Regions from separate parts of the Mus musculus genome. Here region 1 is linked to region 2. A link is a loop called in an ENCODE intact Hi-C map of the cell type or tissue named here. Cell type or tissue: left cerebral cortex. All regions are shown on one strand. Links, peaks and the distances in the headings refer to the core of each region. The heading gives the core; the rest is flanking DNA.

Region 1 (7,866 bases), core at 1,987-6,986, 87 kb before region 2:
GACAACTATATCTCAGTTCCAGGGAATCTAACATCCTTTTCTTGCTTCTGTAGACACCAAGCACATACAGTGGTACACATATATACGTGCATGTAAACACAAATACATATAAAATAAATTTTTTGAATCTTAAAAAATAGTTACAAAATTGGCAAAACCGAATAAAAAAGAGATTTGGGGGAGGGGGGCGCAGGAACTACACAGAGTAAATCTTTAAAGAAACATCCTGGAGTTAGCACGCACTCTCCAGGCCATCTGTCCTTTTTATTGTGATGCTTGAGACAAGGTCTCACTATGTAGCCCCAGCTGGTCTTAAACTCATATAGATTAGCCTGCCTCTTATGTCTTGACATGAGGAAATAAAGCAGTGTACTACAGACCCCACCCTATCCCCCTCATATTTCTCCACCTCTCTCTCCTTTTTGGTTTTTCAAGACAAGGTTTCTCTGTGTAGCCCTGGCTGTTCTAGAACTCACTCTGTAGAGCAGATTGACTTCAATATCAAGAGATCTGCCTCTGGCTCCTGGGATAAAAGATATGTGCCATCATGCACAGCTCCGAACACCCCCCCCCCTTTTCTTTGGTAGACAGGGTTTTTCTGTGTAGCCCTGGCTGACCTCAAACTCAGAAATCCTCCTGTCTCTGCTCCCAAGTGCTGGGATTAAAGGCGTGCGCCACCGCTGCCTGGCTTCTGAACCCTTTCTTAAATAAGGACTTCAAGGACCATCCTGAGCAGCAGCATAAAGAGCCCCACATGGCAACTTTACAGCACACTCAGGCACATTCATCTAGACAACTCGTAACTCAAGATTCTGACATATAGGAATGCTATTCTTCTCATTTAACTTGCCTTGCTCCAGAATGAAGAAAGTAAAAGGGACTTTGGAATATCAAACATTAAGGTTCTCATTCAGTCTTATACAAACTGAATTTTTAGACTTCTGGTGCTTTTATTTCTCTAAAAATAGGGAATATGTGTGCATCACCATGTCTGGCTGCCATTTAATTTTTAATCCTTAGTCATAATCTACATTGGTTACATAAAATCAATATCCATCTTTAAAAAGTGTAACCACTACTATGTCCACAATAGCCATGTAGTTAAATGGGTAGAATGCTTGCCTAGCACTCCAAAGCCCTGTGTGTGATCCCTAGCACTGCACAAACCAGCCATTGTGGCACAGCCACTAATTCCAGCACTAGAAGCAAGGATTAGAAGTTAGAAAACAGGGACTAGAGAGATGGCTCGGTGATTAAGAGCACTGACTGCTTTTCCAGTAGGTCCTGAGTTCAATTCCCAGCAACCACATGGTGGCTTGCAACCATCTGTAATGGAATCTGATGTCCTCTTTTGGTGTGTCTGAAGAAGCTACAGTGTACTCATATATATAAAATAAATCTTAAAAAAAAAAAAAAAAAAGCTAGAAGATATCCTTGGCCAAACGTTGAGTCAGAGGCAACAAACTGAGACCCTATCTAAAAATAAATTAAAGGAGTAGGCCAGAGAGATGGTTTGGCAGTTAAGAGAACTTGCTATTTTTGCAGAGGACCTGGGTTTAATTCCCAGCACCTACAAGGTGGCTCACAACCATCTATAGGAGCAAACAGAGTGTACATATTATGTAGGCAAAACTCAAATATAAAGTAAATAAATATTTTTAAAAAGAAAATATTTTTAGTCTTTTTTTTTTTTGGTTTGGTTTTTCAAGATAGGGTTTCTCTGTGTAGCCCTGGCTGTCCTGGAACTCACTCTGTAGACCAGGCTGGCCTCAAACTCACTGAGATCCACCTGCCTCTGCCTCCCAGGTACTGGGATTAAAGATGTGAGCCACCACCTGTCTTAACTTTCAAGAGATGATGATGGGTTCTAAAAGTTGGGTTAAATTTCACACAAATCATGGCTTATAGGACTGATTCCCACAGCTTCTGAGGTTAGAAGCAGCATATCTAGAAACCCTCTTTGTGAATTCATAACTAATTCTCTTGTCCTAAATTTTTAATAATTTTATTTATTTATACTTCATATGTAAGTATAATATGTAATACCATATCCTGCCCACATGTCTCTGCACTAAACACACACAGCGTGTCAGTGAAGGCCAGAAGTGGGTGGCAGATCTCTTGGAACTGGAGTTACAGATAGATGGTCGTCTGTATCATGGGTGCTGGGAATCACTGCAGGTCCCCTGCAAGAACAGCCAGCGTTCTTAACCCCTGAGCCATCTCTCCAGCCCCTCCCACTCTAAATTTTAAGAGAGAACCCAAAATCAAACTAAACCCCTGGAGGGCTCTCCTGAGAAGTCGGCCCACACACATCTGGCTACCTATCCTTTTCCTGAGTCCCTCTTCCTACCAACCCTCAAGGTTTCCGTCTACATTTTTCAGCTGTTGATAAACTTAACCCCTGCTTAGAAACATCATCACACTAATCACCAACCAATCCCAAGTGAATCTTCCAAATGCATGGTATTATGTGACTTAATACAGTTATAAAAGATCACAAAGTAACGCAGCAACTTTCCTGCATGTTCTCCTTTAGTACTGCTACATACACAGTACTAAACATTATACGGATATATGTGGGTAGATGCCTTGAAGGCCAGAGGTATCAGATTCCCCTTGGAGTTGAACTTCCAGGTAGGTGAGAGCTGATTGAACTGGAATTGAACTCTGGTCCTCCTGCAACAGCAGTACGAGTGAGCTCTTATTCTCCCCATGTTCTCTCCAGTCTCTGAGTGTTTTCATCATTTTTTTAAAAAAATCTAATCAAAACCCTAATTATGCAAATTACAAGGAGATACAGAAGTCAGCTATCCTTGCAGCCTTACGGAGACAAGAGTATACCTAATTTTTCCCCCCACCAGTTTGAGACAGTCTCACTATGCAGACCAGGCTGGCCTCGAATTCACAAGAGATCTGTCTGTCCTGCCTTCCCAGTATTGGGAACTACAGGGATGCGTCACCAAGCCCCTCTATGACTAACCCATATTTAAACACAGTTTTAGTAGCTAAATCAAAGTGGGAGGGACTCCTCGAAAGCCTGTTTTGTTTGCCCTGTAGATGGGAATTTCTCGTATCTCAAAACCACCTCTATTGAAATCACTATATTTACCTGAAGTGTTGCTTATGCATGGTCTGATTCCACGGTCAAAGCTAAGGTGGCACGAATGCTATGGTTAAGGGTAAAATGCCACCTGGGCCAACCTACTCCACTCTGTGTCTTCAGTCTGTACCCTGTAGTCCAGATAGCCACTAACTCGTGATCCCCTCTGCCTCAGCTTCCTAAGTGCTGGGATGACAGGCATGTGCCAGGACTCCAGGACCCTAGCCCACTTTTAACTTGCCTTTCTCTACACCTCCTCCTGAGAGGCCTCGGGGCTGCCAGAGGCTGGCGTGACTCATCCCCCAACTTTAGAGCAGGTGCCTAGACCTCGGGTCCGCCGCCCAGGCCGGAACGGGCCTTCCTCCGTCCCCGACGGCTCCTGCGGCCTGGTCCCGCCCGGTCCGCCGTACCTGGGTTGGTGCTGGCCGCCGAGCGGTTGATGGTGCTCCGTCCTTTGTACTTGGGCTTCACCATCCTGACGACAGTACCGACACCGCTCTGCTACTCGCGAGGTAAACCACTTCACGACTTCCCAGCCGGGAAAGCGTCCTGTGTGAAGCACGTTGGACCCTGAACACGCGCGACGTCACTTCCGCTCGCGCTACGCGACTTCCTGAGAGCGCGCGGCGCTTGCCTAAGGCTGACCCGGCTCCGCCTCTGTCCTGCTCCCGCCTCCCCCGGGTCTAGCAACCGTCAAGCGTCCCTTCCATAGCAACGTCCAGGGCACCGGGCAGTCCTGGGTTTAGTGAGAAAAAGAGAGAAAGAGAAAAAGAGAGAAGCCTGTTCTCGGCCCAGTGCATGAGCTGATGGGAATTTGCCCTCTGAACCTTTCTAAAAGTGTTCCAGCAAGAGCGGGCAAATATCAGAACAGGTCATACCTGCCTTTAAATTTTAGGCTGGAGTAGAGCAGTTTTTAGTAACAACAGACTTTGGATTCAAGCCTCAGCTTGAAAGAAAGAGAGAGAGACAGAGAGACAGAGAGAGAGACAGAGAGAGAGAGAGAGAGAGAGAGAGAGAGACAGAGAGAGAGAGAGAGAGAGATTTTAAATTCTCCAATGGTTTATTATCGCAAAGAGAGACAGATTCAAACTCCTTCCAATCCCTACAAAACTTGTGATCTGGCTCCGTTCCTCTGACCTCATTTCTCCCTCTTCTGACATTTACACTGAATGTTGCTCTGTTTGATCACACATTCCCTGAATCGGCATCGCTGGTTCCTTCTGGTCAGTTCCTGCTCAAATATCCTCTATCCATAGGATTGCAAACACTAGCAAATTCATCAGCATGGTGACACACACCTATAATACCAATGCTCAAAAGGCAGAGGAAGGAGTTCCAGACTTGTCCACATTATATAGCATGACTTGTCTCCAAGAAGGTGGAGGAGTAGGAGTAGGAGCAGGAGGAGGGGGAGGAGGAGGAGGAGGGGGAAGCAGGAGGGGGGGAGGAGAACATCAAGAAAAAAAATACAAGACAGTGAAATTTGAATTTCAGGTTAAAAATAAATAAACACACTTTCTAGCTTATATTCCAATCATCGTTTAGGATAACTTAAAGGATCTAAGGAAACATGATATACTTGAGAGGCTAAGGCAGGAGGATTGTCACAAGTTCAAATCCAGCTTGAGCTACATAGAGAGACCCTACACCAAAAGATTTTTTTCACTGTTCACTTGTTTTTAAATGGAACTACATTCTCTTGATCTATCTGGCAGCAGCTCCTTTGGCAGAAGTATTTGCTGAGTTACTGATTTAAGTCAGCCACTCTCTTCCTGTTATTCCATCCCACCTCACTTCACGGCACATGCCACTACCCGAAATGACTCTGTTCACAAGAGCATTGGCTGCTTTCTTGGGTCTAGGCCATAAGCTTAGGAAAATGGAAATCAGGTACGTTATTCACCTCCGTGTCCCCAGAACGTAACAAAGCTGAGTGTGTTGGCATGAGCCTCTAACCTCAGCATTTGAGGTTAGACTATCTGCCGTGAGTTCAAGGCTAGTCTAGCCTGGGCTATATAGGAAGATACAAGCCAAACTGTAGAAAAAGACATTATCTTTTTGTTTGTTTGTTTGCTTGTGTTTTGAGATAGGGTTCCTTTTTGTAGCCCTAGCTGCCCTGGAACTCACTCTGTAGTCCATGCTGGCCTCCAGAGTGCTGGGATTAAAGTGTGTGCCACTTCCAGTGTGGCGGTGTGCCACCACAGCCCTCTGAGACATTATCTTGAGAGAGAGAGAGAGAGAGAGAGAGACTGTCACAAAGGTGCAGTTAAGTATGTAAAGGTCCCCTGGGCTTAAAAATTAAAAACACTTTGAACAGGCATCTGACATAAAATAAGGCCTTACTAAATCTTTCTTGGATGAATAAGGACAGAGGTGGGGGGGGGGTACCTCTTGTCTAAAGGGCCCCATGAGACCCAGGGAATTCTGTTTCCCAGATTTCAACCAAGTGCCTTTTCTGTTGGGACTTGAGTTGACAGGAGTGCCTATCTGTGTGCCTTCGAGAAGGACCAGAAAAATGCTGATTGAGTAAGATCCATGAGAAGTGTGGGGCCATTGGATCTGAGTTCATTTTGTAAGAAGAAAACCTGTGGTGAAGCGCTCCAGTTGAAAGAGGTACAGTTGAGCGCTTCTCTGAGTCTAAAACAAACAAACCCCGAAATATTCTTTCTAGAGCAAAAGCAGACTGTGTCCAGAGGAGAGATGGGAGTCTCTTTCCCTTCTTAAACTTTGCTTTTCTTGCCTCAAGGGCAAGTGTCAGGAGACTCAACTCTCCTAGGAAGGCCCTACCCCTCATATGTGCCTAAGGGGACTCAAAGAACCAATCAAAAGTGCACATTCAGTGAGGGGCTAAAGATCCTCCTTGCAATCCTCCATCCCTTTGATCCCCAGATGAGGGTACAAGAGCCTCCTCCCAGAAAGAAGATTAGATTAATGTGTTTCTGATGCTTCAACTTGGTGCAAACCAGAATAAACACGAATGGCAAAAATCAGCTCATGAGCTCATGCAGGCTTTGATCAGAGACATAATTTCATTATGAAATTTTGAATCAGGCTGTTATGAAGTCTTGCCAAAGAGTTTTATTTTCCCAGATGATATGGTGGGTTGTTTCTCTTCTACTCACCTACCCTGCTTATGTTCACTGTACAAATTTCCCATCTACTTTTACAGCCTGACCTATCAACCCTTCAAACAGCATTTGCTGAGCCTGACAACCATCCTCCGTCCTACCAGCAGATGAAGTGCCTGACAGAGGCCAGTTACACTCACGTTACCCTTGCGCTTCGACTAATCTACTTCCCACAGTTATAATACAGTGACTATATTTCACTCATTTTTTTTTCTCCTTAATGCCAGGCAACTAGAGGAGGCAAGACACCCGCAGGAACACAGTTCTCCATACATTCTGCCATACTCATAGACCACATACAACAGAGAAGGATTTAACGACCTGAAAGCTTGCAGGGTGGTTCCTCAAGTTTATGGTACATGAACACATTGCAGACTCAGTCCATAGCGTGCAGAAGCAATGCTTGCTCTCTCTCTCTCTCTCTCTCTCTCTCTCTCTCTCTCTCTCTCTCCAGACCCGGATTAGCACCTCATCCTCTGAAATCCTCTGGCTTGTAGCCACGGGTCTCGATGGATGGGGAGAATCCCTCAGAGACCATGCCTCTTTTCTGGAACAAGCCTTGGCTGTATGCTGCTGTTCTCACAGGCAGCAGAGAAGCCTGGCCTCACTTTTATCTTGTCGTTGATGTCCGGTGGGTAAAAGCAGATGCTTCTAAGGAAGACATTTTTCAGAGTGGTCTGAGGACCACTGGCATCAAAATCACTGGGCGGGGGGGTGTTAAAAATGCAGCCTCTTGAACCTCTCCCCAGCTCCCACTTGATTAAAGATAGGGGCTCAAATGTAAAAAATAACCTACCTTTTTTGTTTGTTTGTTTTTTCCAGATAGGGTTTTTCTGTGTAGCCTTGGCTGTAGACCAGGCTGGCCTTGAACTCAGAAATCCACCTGCATCTGCCTCCTGAGTGCTGGGATTAAAGGTGTGTGCCACCATGCCCGGCTAATAACCTACCTTTTAATGATCTATTTTCCCCTCCAGCACTAGGGTCAAACTGGGGCCGTCAGCATGCTAGGCAAGTGTCTACCACTGAGCTACACAGCCATGTCCCACTACCCCGAATGATACTAGGGATTGCACATAGCATAGGGCCTTATCCATGCTTGTTAAACACTCGACTACTAAAGCAATATTCCTAGCTACCCTAGTGACTCTTGTATATTGGGATGTTTTCCTCTTTTTGTTGTTATTGTTTTGTTGATACTGGATCTCATATAGCCTAGGCATGGAGCTAAGGATGACCTGAACTACTACTGCTAATTCTTCTTCTTCTTCTTCTTCTTCTTCTTCTTCTTCTTCTTCTTCTTCTTCTTCTTCTTCTTCTTCTTCTTCTTCTTCTTCTTCTTCTTCATCTTCTTCTTCTTCTTCTTCTTCTTTTCTTCCTCTTTTCTTCTTCTTCTTCTTCTTCTTCTTCTTCTTCTTCTTCTTCTTCTTCTTCTTCTCCTTCTCCTTCTTCTCCTTCTCCTCCTCCTCCTCCTCCTCCTCCTCCTTCTTCTTCTTCTTCCTTTCTTCTTCAGATTTATTTATTTTATATATGTGAATACACTGTTGCTCTCTTCAGGCACACCAGAAGAGGGCATTGGATCCCATTACAGATGGTTGTGAGACACCATGTGGTTGCTGGGAATTGAATTCAGGACCT
Region 2 (7,866 bases), core at 999-5,998:
ACAAACGGTTAAGTAAAAACTCAAGATTCTACCCAATCTGGGCCAAGCTGCCCTCACAGGTGGGACCTTACCATCCCATCCTAGGAACTCTACACAGCTGTTGCTCTGAATTGTATTAAGGTGCCAGGCTCTGGGAGTAAATGTAACACGCACGGTGCCAGCACACAATGGCACTCTTCAAGTGGTCCCCATGCAGTCAGCGCCTCTCTTCTCCCTCGGTGCTTTTGACCTCACCTGTACTCATTCTGTTACTTTATAATACAAATCAGAATCAGATTCTTTACAATCCCTAGACCACCAGCATTAGCATTACCTGAGGCCTCATCAGAAACAGACCCATACCGACAAGATGAGTGTATTGTTTTGTTTTGTTTTTCCGAGACAGGGGTTCTCTGTGTAGCCCTGGCTGTCCTGGAACTCACTCTGTAGACCAGGCTGGCCTCGAACTCAGAAATTCGCCTGCCTCTGCCTCCCAAGTGCTGGGATTAAAGGCGTGCGCCACCACCGCCCAGCTAAGATGAGTGTAAAAGGTCATTATCACCCCAGGACCTCCAGGACCAAGTTCTCAGCACAAAGGAGGGTGGCGAATAAGAGGCAAAGACAGGAGACAGAGGACAAGGAAGAGGGGAAGGGCAGAGAACAAGGGAGCGGGGAAGGGATATTTGTCCCAGAGGATAGACAACTGCTTCTGGATAGAGAGGAGACAGATGTGGCCCACAGGAAAATGGCAGTTTCTAAAGGCCAAGGGAAAATACTGGGTTAGGATTAGGTGTTTAATTTTAATTGGACAGGTTAATTAGGTGAGCCAAAGGGGGCATTTGATTGCTGGACTTCAATACTTTGATAGCTTGACCCTGGTGGTCAGCCTTATTTGGAGGAAGTGGCCAAATAAGGGAATAGACCTTGGAGGCTAGCATCAGGATGCCCTCTACTGGCCTTAGTTAGCACCAGGCACACAAATGGTTTACAGACATATATGCAGGCAAAACACTCATACACATTAAAAAAAAATATCCTGTCGAACTATAATACTCCCAGTGGCTTTCTTTCATTTCTATACCCAGGGCTCAGCATAGGGCTCAGTACTAACAGCGGGCACAGTGGCACACCTCTAACTCTGGCATTAGAGAGGCTGAGGAAGATCATTAGTTGCTGTGGCAATCCCAGAACTGGGGAGGTGGAGGGAGAGGATCCCCTAGCTCACTGGCCAGCCAGGATAGTTTAACTGGTAAGTTCAAAGCCAATGAGAGACTCTGCCGCAAAGGGGGAGGATGGCACTCCTAAGGATGACATCTAAAGTCATCCTCTGGTTACCACACACATACATGCACATATGCTCACATACATTAGCATGCATGCATATACACAAACATGCATAAAGAGCAAAAAAAAGTAATATATTTACCAAATGTCATATAGCCTATATAGTACAGTTTTATTGACTTATTTACAGATGTCCAACTATCCACAAATTTAGAAACAATGAGTTTGTGTCAATGTCTTTGTTTTGAAATTTGTGAAGAACAGTAAAGGGATACAGATCAAAATATTAGGGTGGGTTTTACATTATACTTTTCTGTATTTAAATTTTTTCTTTAATTGAAAACAAAAAATATAGTAAGAAAACAAAGCCACTTTCTTTTTAAAAGTCTCCATCCTTAGCTGGGTGGGTGGTGGTGGCGCATGCCTTTGATCCTAGTACTCAGGAGGCAGAGGCAGGTGGATCTTTGAGATCAGCCTGGTTTAGAGTGAGTTCCAGGACAGCCAGGGCTACACAGAGAAACCCAATCTTGTAAAATCAAAAGCTAAAATAAACCCATTCTCTGCACTACGCCCTGTACACGGCAGCCCTGACTCGTAGAGCACATGGGAAGCTGAGACCCCCGAGCAGTGGCTGTGGCACAGAAGGCAAGGGTCGGCACCACTCCAGGCTGCCTCTCAGTCTCTTTCCCGGCACTGCATGTGATAGCTAATCTTTGCTGTCAACTTGACATCTGGAATCAACTAAGACTCAAGCAACTAGGCAGGCCTGTGAGGGCTTTCTTGATTGGATCATTTGAGGTGGGAAGACCCACTCTAAATCTGGATCATTCGGGGGTAGGACCCACCCCATATCTGGGCCACACCCTGTGGTGGGAGTCCACATATCATCATATGGAAGAAGAAAGCTTTTGCTTTAGGTACGCCGGCCCTCACTCTTGCTGCCCTCAGTACTCTCTCTTTATATTCATTCATGTTATCACTAGTCCTGTTCCTTTAGAGAACCCTAAAACATGATAACACCTATTGGCAGATATTGGGCTTATAATTTGAAGTTAGAATCCATTACTACAGGAGAGTCAGTGGCAGGAACCTGAAGCAGCTGCTGGTCACAGCATACTCACCATCAAAGGTGAATGCCTGCTAAGTGCTTAGCCTGCTCTTTCTCCTTTGATCCTGGCTCCAGCCCATGAAATGCTGCCACTCACATTCAGGATGGGTCTTCTCACCTCAGTTAAGAAAATCTTGCATGTCTGCAAGCCAACCAAATCTAGAACATTCCTCACTGAGACTCCCTTCCGAGGTGGCTTTGTCAAGTGGACCATAAAAACCAACCATCACAGCCGGCATTCCCTCCCCTGGCCGGTTACCCCAAACTCAGAAGACCGTGGCCAATGCAAGGTCCCTTTACCTTTTTGTCTTCCTTTTTGAGACAGTCTCAGTATGTGGCCTTGGTTGACCTGGAGCTATAGAGACCAAGGTGATCTCAAAATCACAAAGACCCACCTGTCTTTGCCTCCCTAGTCCTGGGTGGGATACCCAGCTCCCCACAGACACCTCAGTGGCTTTTAACAGCAACAGGGGACCTCCCTCAAGAACAAGGCATTCAGAACCGCTCACGCTGCACCATCGCCCCCTGGTGGCTGACTTTGGAAATGGAAACTGGCTTCATAATGAGCTTCGGTGAAGGAGTAAACATTTTAAAAGTTCCCTTTTCTTCAGTCCTTTCCTTTTTGGGGTTTTGCAGGTGATTGACTTTGTCCCCCAACTTTCCCCCTCCCCCCAGACACACACACTGCTCCCGCCCTGGACTCCCAGACCCACTCCTATCTTTAAGCCATTAAGGACTCAGATACTGACACACACAGAATCAGGACCTGAGCCAACCAGAGACTATGGTTCAGATGACATAGGCAGCGGTGGCCACACAACCTTGCATTCTGCCCTTTCCTGCCTTGGTGGACACTGTTTATCAGCACTGCCTTTCCTGTCTCCTCAGCCTCTATCTGCTTCTCAGAGTCATAGGTGCAGCTGTCATGGACCCTTGGCCATGGCCTAGCACGGAGAAGTCCTAGGCACTGCTATTCCAGTGAGTCAGGTAGCAATGCTGACCCTCACTTAGAAATAGCCTAGTGTAGCAATGGCAGCCCTCAGCTGTGGTGCTCCAGATCTCCAGACGCTGCACAGCCTCCTGGCTCCTCCAGGAAGAAGGAGACACTCACCAGGACATCTAGAACAGGAAGCAAGGGACAAAGCATCAGGTTTATCAAGGCCCAAGAGCACGGAGGGGGTGTGTCTAACCTCTCCAGAGAGGCAGCACAGGACTGACGGACACCAGTACCTGACACAAGAGTTTGGCACTCATTTTCTGAAATCTGGTCCCAGGCCTTGGGCAGTGCTTGGATGCTGGCCAAGTCTCCCCAGTGGATGGAGGAGAGGAGGTACTTTCTCTTCAGGTACCTTCCCAGAAGTTAAGGACTGCTCAGAAGAAAAAGGAACTTACAAGATATCTGTGTCACTAGGTCATATGCTCTTATGGGACTACTGTTGAATGTGGTCCATCTCAGTAATGTGATTAGAAATCAAGGCAGGAGAGTAGAGCCAACCAGGGCCTCCAGCGCCTAGCCTATGGCAGTGCTTAGCGATATCAGGGTTAGCGGCGCCACTAGCACACCTAGTACCACTATTGCAGTTATAATAGGAAACAGAGGGACAGGAGGAAGATCGTCCCTACATATCTAGATTGGGTGACAATCTCCTTTGTCAACTTGTCTGGATTTAGAATCGTCATGGAAACATGATACAGGTTGCATCTGTGATGTTGTCTCTAGAAAGGTTTAACTGAAGTGGGAGGACTCCTCTGAATGTGGACGGTGTCAGTCCACAGGCCGGGGTCCCAGAATGAACAGAAAGTGAACAGAGCGCCAGCAGTCAGCAGTCCCTGCGTCCTGATGCAGGCGCAATGTGACCAGTGGCTTAAGCTCCTGTCTCTGTGCGCTTCCCTCCGTGACGGACATATCCCTCAGCTATGACCTGAAATAAATCTGTCTGTCCTGCTTCGTGTTCGATATTAATCACAACATGAAAATCAGTAACACAGTGGGCATTGCTGGTCCATGTTCAGCTTTAAACTTGAATTTGGAGTTCACTAAGCGAGCCAGCTGGAGGCAGCACAGGAAACTGAGACTCAAGACCAGGAGCAAAACCAGGGTCAGATGACAGCCATGGGCACGAATGGAGAAAAGGTCAGGACTGCGGCTAATTTCCTGCTCTCAGGCTTGCTTCCCGCCATGCCAACTGTTCTTCAGAACACAGCACTGTTAAGCACAGGCCTTGACCACATGGTTCTGCTTAAAGCTTCTGAGAACTTTGACTTCAGAGTAACAGCCAAAACCTTCAAGATCCTTCTCAAAAATCAAGGCCCTCTGTCACTCTCCTCCTGCCCGGCCCTGCCCTGCCCTTGCCCCCACTGGCTTTATGGCAGTTCTTACATGTACCAGACAAGCTCACGCCATGTAGCCTCTGCCTGGACCACTCTTCTTCCAAACACCCACATGGCTCATTCCTTCCCTCTTGCAAACTTGGCTCAAATGCTGTGAGCATCATTGTCTCAGGATGTCACTGCCTCATGGGTCCCTGCACTGACCACACTATTAAAATCACATTCCCCCTCACCTTCTCTGCCTTATTTAACACTCACCACATCTGACACTATGCAGTCCCCCTTTTTATGCCTGCTCCCAGCACTTAAGAGTAGTGCCTAGCAGATAAATAAACTCTAAGGAATGACTAGTTAACAAAAGACAAGTGCAAGAAGAATCCAAGTCTGAGCACTAGAGAACTGCAACGAATTATACAGCCTGCTGACCCCGTGAATTATACAGCCTGCTGACCCCGTGAATTATACAGCCTGCTGACCCCGTGAATTATACAGCCTGCTGACCCCGTGAATTATACAGCCTGCTGACCCCGTGAATTATACAGCCTGCTGACCCCGTGAATTATACAGCCTGCTGACCCCGTGAATTATACAGCCTGCTGACCCCGTGAATTATACAGCCTGCTGACCCCGTGAATTATACAGCCTGCTGACCCCGTGAATTATACAGCCTGCTGACCCCGTGAATTATACAGCCTGCTGACCCTGTGAATTATACAGCCTGCTGACCCTGTGAATTATACAGCCTGCTGACCCTGTGAAGTCTGCACCTGCTGCAGCCTCTAGGGGCGGCTCTGGGCAGTCAGTCAGGAAGCACTCGAAGGATATGAGCTTCCATAATGTCTGTCGATGTCCTGCAGCCACTCCAACATGTCAGCCACAGAGGGGCTCACAACTGAGGGGCGCAGGACGGTGTCAATGTCTAGCACAGCCGCATGCTGCTCGTAGGCCTGAAACACCTGCTCCACGTGGCTGTTGATGGTGTTACGGACCTTGAGGAGGGTGGCTCTGTGGGAAAAGGAGGGTGTTAGGCAGTATCCTAAAAAAAGATAGGGGGTAAGCCTTCTCAAACCACTACTGTCCTGTTAAGTTTTGTTTCAGAGGGGACTCAAACCCTTAGACGTGTTAGGGAAGCGGTCTACCACTGAGCTATACCCTTGTTAATTTAGTATGAGGGAAGGGCATGCACATGACAGAGTATGCTTGGAGATCAGAGGGCTACTTTGTGGCATCCACTCTGTCCTTCCACCTTTCCATGGGCCCGTGGATTGAACCCAGGTCATCAGGCTTACACGGCAAGTGCCTCTACCCCAGGAGCCATCTTAACTGCCCTTGTCTGGCCAGTTCTTCAATGGCAATGTGGGCTCGACATGCACAGACTGCTTGAGAATGTGAGTTATTTCCCCTGTGCATAAAGGCTTCATTGCTCACTGTGTTTCCCAAGAACAGCAAACACACAATCAGTGAATGAATTGTCACTGGAAAGATAAATACTATGATGTGTGTAAAGTGCCTTTGGCAGTGGCTACATAGTATTCGAATGCTGACTCTAAGGAACCCATCACTAAAACAAAGGCTGCAACTTCCCAATGGACAAGGGATCCTCTAGCCCAGAACGCTAGCTCTAAATATCCTACTGTGGCTTATGGTGTAAAAACAGGAAACAATCCAAAATCCTCAAGTGTGTAAGACCTGCTTATAGTCGATGACTAACATCAAGAACAAGCAGAAGCCGGGTGTGGTGGCGCACACCTTTAATCCCAGCACTCAGGAGGCAGAGGCAGGCGGATTTCTGAGTTCGAGGCCAGCCTGGTCTACAAAGTGAGTTCCAGGACAGCCAGGACTATACAGAGAAACCCTGTCTCCAAAAAAACCAAAAAAAAAAAAAAAAAAAAAAAAAAAAGCAGAAAACAGAGTATCTGTGTAACACCTGTGTTGTTACTGTTTCTTGGGCTACTTAGTTACACATGTATCCACTTGTGTGTAGAACCAGGTGGTGGTAAGAAGCCCCAGCTTAAGTGGCAGGCCCACTTCAGATTCCTGGCTCTATTTCTCACGGACTCTGTGATCAGGACAATCAGTTTGAGTTTCCCTTTTCTTGCTTCCAAGTGCATAGACAGGTATAAGGCAGAGGTGTACAAGGTCCCGGACACACAGTCCTTACTCCCAGCTCTCCCTGAACTGCAGTACACCAAGGACAACGACAGAAGAGGGCTGCACTCCTCGCCACCCTCTTCTTTTCTGCTTTTGTAATTTCTTCCATTTATTTAGTTGGTTTGGGGTTATTTTTATTTATTTGTTTGTTTACTTACTTATTTATTTTGAGACTGGGTTTATCTGTGTAGCCCTGGTTGCCTTGGAACTCTCTATGTAGACCAGACTGGCCTTGAACTCAGAGATCTGCTTGTATATGCCTCCTTAGTGCTGAGATTAAACACCTGGCCTGATTTGGGTTGTTTTGTTTTGTTTTAAAGACATGCATGGTCTTACAATGTAGTCCAGGCTGGCCTCGAACTCACAGACATTCAACTTAGCTCCAGCATGATTACTCCTGACTTGCTTTTGTCGATTTCTGTAGGACCCCCTGACTGAGGCTGGGATGCCATGCGGCATTAAGATCTGTCCATCAACAAAGGGGGACAACAGAGCCTCTTACAGCCGCTCAGCTAGCTTGTCCAGAACAACGTCACCAGCCTCCAGCTGCTTGCGCCTCAACCGCTCCTGTAAGTCTGGAAAGGGACGCAGGGCTGGCACATCCTCAAAGCGCAGACTCTGTGCGGCTTGCAGCTGCTCAGCCAGGTTACTGAGAGAGGACAGGAGGGGCGAGCAGTCCTGCAGGGTGCTCTGCCACAGGTTCTGCTGTTCCTCCACCACAGGGAAGCACTTCCTCAGGGCCTCCTGCACAACCAGCAGAGGCTGGTCATGAGCCATTTTCTGGGAAAAAATAAACAAAACAAAAGGGAGTCAGGGTACCAGAAGGGAGGGCCTGCATCAAGGCTGCGTCATTTCCGACCTCAGGAGAAGACCAGCTGTTGGTCTTCAAATAGTCCCAAGGCAATAATGAAAGGTAGGGAGACTTTGGGGGACACAAACAAGAACTCCTAGTCCTGGAAGTGGGCTGACACCTTCAGCCAACAATGAAGGAAGAATTCCTGCAAGTACACTTA

Evidence for each region. Hi-C counts contacts between places; a loop is a spot of excess contacts. Peaks named below come from ENCODE experiments on the same cell type or tissue, not always from the same donor. Only the 100,000 strongest peaks of a DNase experiment are listed, where the experiment ranks them.
Region 1: a loop joins it to region 2, with 2.8 times the contacts of the local background. A loop is called at or near these places in 5 of 42 quality-filtered maps.

Annotation. Positions count from the first base shown.
Region 1 is chr4:125,025,842-125,033,707 of GRCm38, reverse strand. It overlaps Gnl2 (guanine nucleotide binding protein-like 2 (nucleolar)), which reads right to left and starts at 3,694. Exons shown (of 16, transcript NM_145552.2): 1 at 3,514-3,694. The coding sequence starts at 3,577. In left cerebral cortex, for the core only: no CTCF peak of the experiment used is centred there; DNase peaks (open chromatin) are centred at 3,703 and 4,336; H3K4me3 peaks cover 1,837 bases; H3K27ac peaks cover 1,339 bases.
Region 2 is chr4:124,938,207-124,946,072 of GRCm38, reverse strand. 9930104L06Rik (RIKEN cDNA 9930104L06 gene) reads right to left here. Exons shown (of 5, transcript NM_177573.3): 2 at 7,356-7,633; 3 at 5,528-5,707; 4 at 3,602-3,720; 5 at 1,412-3,490. The coding sequence starts at 7,630. The coding sequence ends at 3,411. Among named protein-coding and RNA genes, the nearest start is that of 9930104L06Rik, 5.1 kb to the right of the region's middle. In left cerebral cortex, for the core only: a CTCF peak has its summit at 2,893 (motif pointing left); a DNase peak (open chromatin) is centred at 2,894.